2 separate regions of the Homo sapiens genome follow, and region 1 is linked to region 2. The links are chromatin loops, found by intact Hi-C in ENCODE. Cell type or tissue: PC-9. All regions are shown on one strand. Each heading gives the region's core, and the rest is flanking DNA. Links, peaks and the distances in the headings are about the cores only. Region 1 overlaps NRCAM (neuronal cell adhesion molecule). Region 2 overlaps COG5 (component of oligomeric golgi complex 5).

Region 1 (2,913 bases), core at 255-2,754, 680 kb before region 2:
GAGAGCACAAAGATTAAAAGTTACTTTAAATTTGCCAATATTTTGGGAGAACAATAAAACTACATTTTTTCCTCTTCCATACTGGTAGATGCGAAATTTATCTGTGCATGAAAGGGTCACTTCTGTAATAGTGCAACAGATTTGGTATTAAAAATTAAATGTGGTTTTAAAAGTTCCTCTCTCTTTTGTAATTTATGTTCCCAATTGAGTGTGAATGTCCAAGTAATGGTGTATGTAATGGTACAGGCAAATGTGACTGGATTTCCCTCAAAAAAGTAACTATTAAACAGTCTTGATCTCTTTGTGACTTTTAACTTTTTCAAACATATATTGCCTAATGTTTTAAAATGGTGAAAAATTTTATTTTTTACTTTCAAAAGGCTGTTCTATGCAGAGAAAATTAAAACAAAATATAAAACAGATCTAATAGGACATATCAAAAACATTTGAATGAAAAACAGGACTAGATATTCCCAGCCTTTTGAGAAAAGTTCAAGAAATCAGGTGGTGCCTCCTTTCCCAAAGCCTGGCTCCTGGTGTCTGCCTGGGCCCGGCGCTTCTCTTCTGCTTGCCTGGACTCTGCCCTCCCGAATCACAGGCGACTTAGATTTCTTAACTCTCCTGTCTGAAGAGGGACACTACAGGTATCGAATGTATGTCACCCTCTCCCTTCTCTCCACCCCCATGCTTCTAATCTTCTCAAACCCTCTGGCAAACAGCCAAGCCCTGGCGTGTTCCCATGTTCCACCACCTGCCCCTTATTCTCCAGCCCCCTAGTCCCAGCATCACACTGACAAGACCTCCTGCTGGCTCAGAGCTGCCCTCCTCCATGGTGATTTGCATCACATGTTATATAAGTGAACCTTAAAGTGCTATGTAGAGCTTGGTGTTTCCACCTGGAGGGCATGTCTGTCACTCACTTCAGAACAGCACTTCAGGGCCTCTCCTCCCCTCTACAACGTCCGCCAAATTCACAGTCCATAGCTTTGTCCTCATCATCAGTCCTGGGGCTCTTTAGCAAAAAGGGTCTGGAGAAATGCAATCTTGACCCCAAAAAGCATTGGTCCATTGATGGTATGAACTTTCTTGTTCAGATGGCTTACAACAGGCCTGGTTTACCTCTAATGGCTGATTTTGTTTTGTTTTGAGACAGAGTCTCATTCTCTCACCCAGGCTGGAGAGCAGAGGCACTCACTGCAGCCTCTGCCTCCTGGGTTGGTTCAAGCAATTCTCGTGTCTCAGCCTCCCAAGTAACTGGGATTACAGGTGTGTGCCACCATGCCCGGCTAATTTTTGTATTTTTAGTAGAGACAGGGGTTTTGCCATGTTGGCCAGGCTGGTCTCAAACTCTTGACCTCAAGTGACCTACCCACCTTGGCCTCCCAAAGTGCTGGGATTAGAGGTATGAGCCACCGCGCCCCGCAATTTTGGAAAAGGCTTATGGAGGCAAGGGAAAAGAATATGAAGAATTCTTACCCAAATTAAGCAAATCCCTCCCGCTCAGGAAATTTTCCTACAGATTACCACCAGAGGGCTCCCCTGCTCTATGCAGTGTGAGAGAAACCTGCTTGCAGGAAAAAGTGGCCTCTGGACACAGTGCAAACCAGTTTTGATAATCAGCTTGTGATCTGATCATGCAAAAAATGATTGCCTGCTGCAACAGGGGAAAATGGGATTTGCAGCTTTCTCTGACGAGTCCACAGCATCCAGGGAGGAAGCATGTGTCCCTGTGAGCCTTGTTAAGCTTCTTCCTCTTAATGATTGTGGCCCGGGAGGTTCGGTATTGGGAGAGGAAGGAGGAGTGTGCCTCCTGGGTCCTACTAAGCATCCCTATCACGGCTGCAAGTCGGTAGGGATGAGGAGAGGCACGTCATTAAAATGGCATCTCCCTCTTCTCCAGAGTATGCTATTTTATCTGCCAATGGTTTGATGTTTTGTGATGGTATAGCACCCCCCAAAAAAGCACAGTTTAAGCACAGCTCTTTTCACTAAAAAAAAAAAAAAAAAAAAGCAAGAGAGGGAGAGACTACTACTTGAATATTTATACTAAATAAATAAATAGTTCCTAGGTGGAGGTGGAAAATTCACTGGACCGGAAAGAGATGGGGATTTGTCATAGCAACATAACCCCAATTACTTCAGGAAGCCCCCAAACCTGTGAAATTAACCTGTGCTCGCATCTGCGCTTGCTTACAGAGAGGAAGGCCGGATGCCAGTAACCATGAAGTAGCTCAGCAGTACTGCCCCGACCTGAATTCTTGCTTCATTACCATGCTAAGACCTCTGCCCAGGGGCCAGAAATGTACCTTGCTAGGCACAAAAAGTGCCAAGTACAAAAGACAAGACTGTGCACACTGTAGCGCCTCCTGGAAGAACCCACCTTTTTTCAGGAATCCCGCCCCAGTCTCCACCTACCTGCCCTAAGAGCTCTTAACATCCCCCTTTACCCGCCCCCCTCCTTCCCCCACCACCACCTCCCCCTCCCCCGTTGCAAGAAGGTGCTTTGAGTATGAGCTTCCCTTCTCCATTTCTTTATTAACAAAGTTTCTGCTCTGCTTTACCAAGCTTGGTTTGGTTCTATTGGCCGAAACGGCACCAGGCAGGAAAATGACCCCTTAGTGTCAACCAGCCTCCCTGGAGGGTGGGAACAGATTCAGATTCCAGCTCTGCCATCAACTAGCTGTGTGACAGTATATAAATGAACCCCCTAATCTCCCACGTCTCCAAGCCTCTGCTTTTTCGACTTGAAAATGACAGATAGCAGATGTTTTCAAAGGTATCTTTCTGCTTAGATCTTATGGTTCTTAATAACAAACCCACACACACACACACACAAATCTGAGCACCTTCTAGACCCAAGTATTTTGCTAATTTGGGAAGATACACGATGAGCAAAACCAGATGTAGTTCCTG
Region 2 (2,913 bases), core at 209-2,708:
GAGGAATGAAGTAATGACACCCTAGACAAATAGAATGCAAGCAGACTTGCTTTTCTTTGTTATAAAAATGGCAACTTTCCCAAGCTCAGTGCTCTTCAGCTGTGAAAAAACCCGTAGTATACAGAGCATCCACAGTCCCTTTGCCAGGGACTTGGAGGGCAAGGTGAATTTTCACTGATATCATGCTCATACTGCTTGCTGCATCATGGGTAATACAGTTCTTTGGTTCGGACCCAGGCATCTTACATCTTATGTTAGCATCCATGAAACAGTAACAGGCTAGCTTCACAGCTTATAAATAGGGTAGAATCCCAGACCCTAAACAATTTTTGACATTTTTGGCTACAAGCATATGATGTTGACAGAGATAAGGTTTCCTGAAAGAGAAATGACAGGGCTCTTATGGGCTGGTTTAGAGGATATGAGACCAGTAGCGAATGCTCTTGTTTAAGTGGTGGGGTAGTAGTACAGAGTAAGAGTCTCCTAACGACCTGCCTGTTAATGAATTTTTTGAGGCTAAGCAGTGAGGGGTGGAAATGAATGAAGCTTCTCAAATAGTGCCTTGGTTATTGCTCACTCTCTAGGCTGGAGGAGGAAAAATTATTATTATATCAACAAAACAGCAAGCCTCAGGGCCCTAAGGCAAAAGGCAGTATGGCTGTAGCTGCTGAATGAAGGGCTTCTGAGAGCTAACATAAAAGATGTCAGCAATGAGGATGTGGAGCTTTGGGTAGACTAAGTATATTATAAGTTCATTTGTGGAGTCTGAGTGGGCAGCCACTTGAAATTGAATGTAAATGCAGTCTTGCTGACTGGTACATAGCTGCTCTTTTACTTTGTGGACTCCCATTTTTCTCTACCCCCTCTATTCTAACCTCAGCTGCTTAAGATAAAAGCCAAATATGGTAGGGAACCTTAGGGAGGGAGAGAAATTCAGACTTTTTTTTAGCTCTGTTGAATAGAGATGCTCAATTCGCCATCCTACGTGGTCCTGTGGGAAAAAAGCACAGTAGGTGTCAAGGTAGGCTGAAGGCACTGAGGACTGCAGGGTGGAGTTCTAGCAGCATGCACAGGGGCAAATTAGAGACCCCTAGGCCCAAGCACTTCCAGGAGCACAGCGTCACCCTGGAGTGAGAAACCAAAGCAGAAGAAAAGCCTTCCCACCACCACAGTCCTCTGCAGAATAGATTTTCCCCGCTACCTTGTCTTCCCCATGCTCCTGGTTAGGAAATAATGTAGTCTCCTGGCAGCTATGGCTGTAGTCCCTTTTGTGCATATGTTAAATTCCTTGGTCTGTGTTCCTACAGGGGGTAAAACACTCAAATTTTAAAAAGCTAAAATGTAGATGGAGCCTCTGGGCCTATTCAGTGTACTATTGTTTTGGGTTCCTCTGCTAAATGTATAATTAGTATTGATAATTTTATGTTCTTACACTATGAATACTTACAGATTTAGAGGAGATTCTCCTATTCATGGGCTGCTGCATGTAAAGAGGTGTTCCCCTGTCCCCTTTCCCCTCCCTGGGTGATTCAGCAAAAATAATGTATCATCCCAGGAGGGAAGAAAAGAAAATCACAACTTTGGTTAAAGGCTCCATGACTGCTGGAGAACTCAACCATTTCCCAGTACAGCAGTGCCACCTGCCTGACCCAGCTACCAAGTGCATCTCTTTTGAAAAGGCAGATACAGCTTTGAAAAGGGATGCAGCTGACCTGGCCTTAGTATCATTTTGGCGTTCCATGAAGTAGAACCTACCCCTTTTGGGGAAAAGCTTATTTCTCACTTTGCCACCTGAAGCAAAGCAATTGACTCATTACGGCCCTGGATTTAAGGAATTTCTTATAAATACCTGGGCCTGTTTCACTTACAGTTCAGCCCAATTAAAAGCTGATGCAGTTGTTCAGGGTCAGTGCCAGCTACAGAAAAGTGAGAGTGTGTTCCATCACTCCATTCTTATAGCTTTGACCAATATGCCCCTTGATTAACCTTTTTATATTTTTACTGGCTCCTGGCCTGTTGCCAATAGCCTAACCTTCAGGTCTGCTGTTAGAAGACTAACAGATTTAAAACAACTTTTCTTTGGGACTGCAAATTGTGAAAACAAATTATAGTTGCCAGTCAGACAGTCTGGCTTACTCAAACCTGTACCTCCCAGATTGCCATCATTTCTACCTGGATTCGTTATTGTATCAGATATGGTAATAAATCCACTATAATAGTCTGGGCAATCATTGTGTCCTGGTTTTTGGGAATAGGGACTTCAATCAGTGTCCCACCCCTGCTTCCACTTGTAGGATGAATTCCTTTTCCTCCTTCATGGCTAAAGTTTTTTTTTTTTTTTTTTTAGGCATTTTTCTTCTCCTAGTTCTAATGTGTTTTCAACAGTGCTCAAAGCATATTGGGGTTGTTGCCTTTCCCTCTGGGGTTTAAGGCTCCCCTCTGACCCCTTACCCCCCATATTAAAGATGGTAGAAAGGATCCAGCCTGGACTTCATGCTTTCCCTCAGTGGCTTCATGCTTCCCTCAAGCCTGCACCATGAGAAATGCTTTGTCAGGCCTTTCACCATACACTCAGTCTTTTTGTGTATGCCTGTGAACATCTGGTGAGATCTTTGCAAAAGTCCATGAATGGGTATGAATTCCCTTTGTGTCTGTAGATCCTCTGGCTTCTATATTTTCTTGTGAACACACACTTAGCCTTTAGCAATTCATTAACGGTTTTGACTGAATTATTCTTACTGGTGTCTAGTATTGTCTTCCCCAGGTACTCAAGTGCTCACGTCCCATGTGTCCTGCCTTTCATTAGAATTTGGATTGGTTAGTTTCCCAGTAACTGCAGCACTCTGATGAGTTCAAGAAGTTTCTATTTGTAGATCATTTGTTTTTCCCTTGTTCTTTTTTGTAGTTACAGTG

The links. Peaks named below come from ENCODE experiments on the same cell type or tissue, not always from the same donor. Only the 100,000 strongest peaks of a DNase experiment are listed, where the experiment ranks them.
Region 1: a loop joins it to region 2, with 16 times the contacts of the local background. A loop is called at or near these places in 11 of 110 quality-filtered maps.

Annotation. Positions count from the first base shown.
Region 1 is chr7:108,145,038-108,147,950 of GRCh38, reverse strand. It overlaps NRCAM (neuronal cell adhesion molecule), which reads left to right. Exons shown (of 33, transcript NM_001037132.4): 33 at 1-302. Among named protein-coding and RNA genes, the nearest start is that of LAMB4, 16 kb to the right of the region's middle. In PC-9, for the core only: CTCF peaks have their summits at 1,343 and 1,547 (motif pointing right); a DNase peak (open chromatin) is centred at 1,550.
Region 2 is chr7:107,462,044-107,464,956 of GRCh38, reverse strand. All of the region lies in intron 6 of COG5 (component of oligomeric golgi complex 5), which reads left to right. Among named protein-coding and RNA genes, the nearest start is that of GPR22, 6.6 kb to the left of the region's middle. In PC-9, for the core only: a CTCF peak has its summit at 1,639; a DNase peak (open chromatin) is centred at 1,626; H3K27ac peaks cover 935 bases.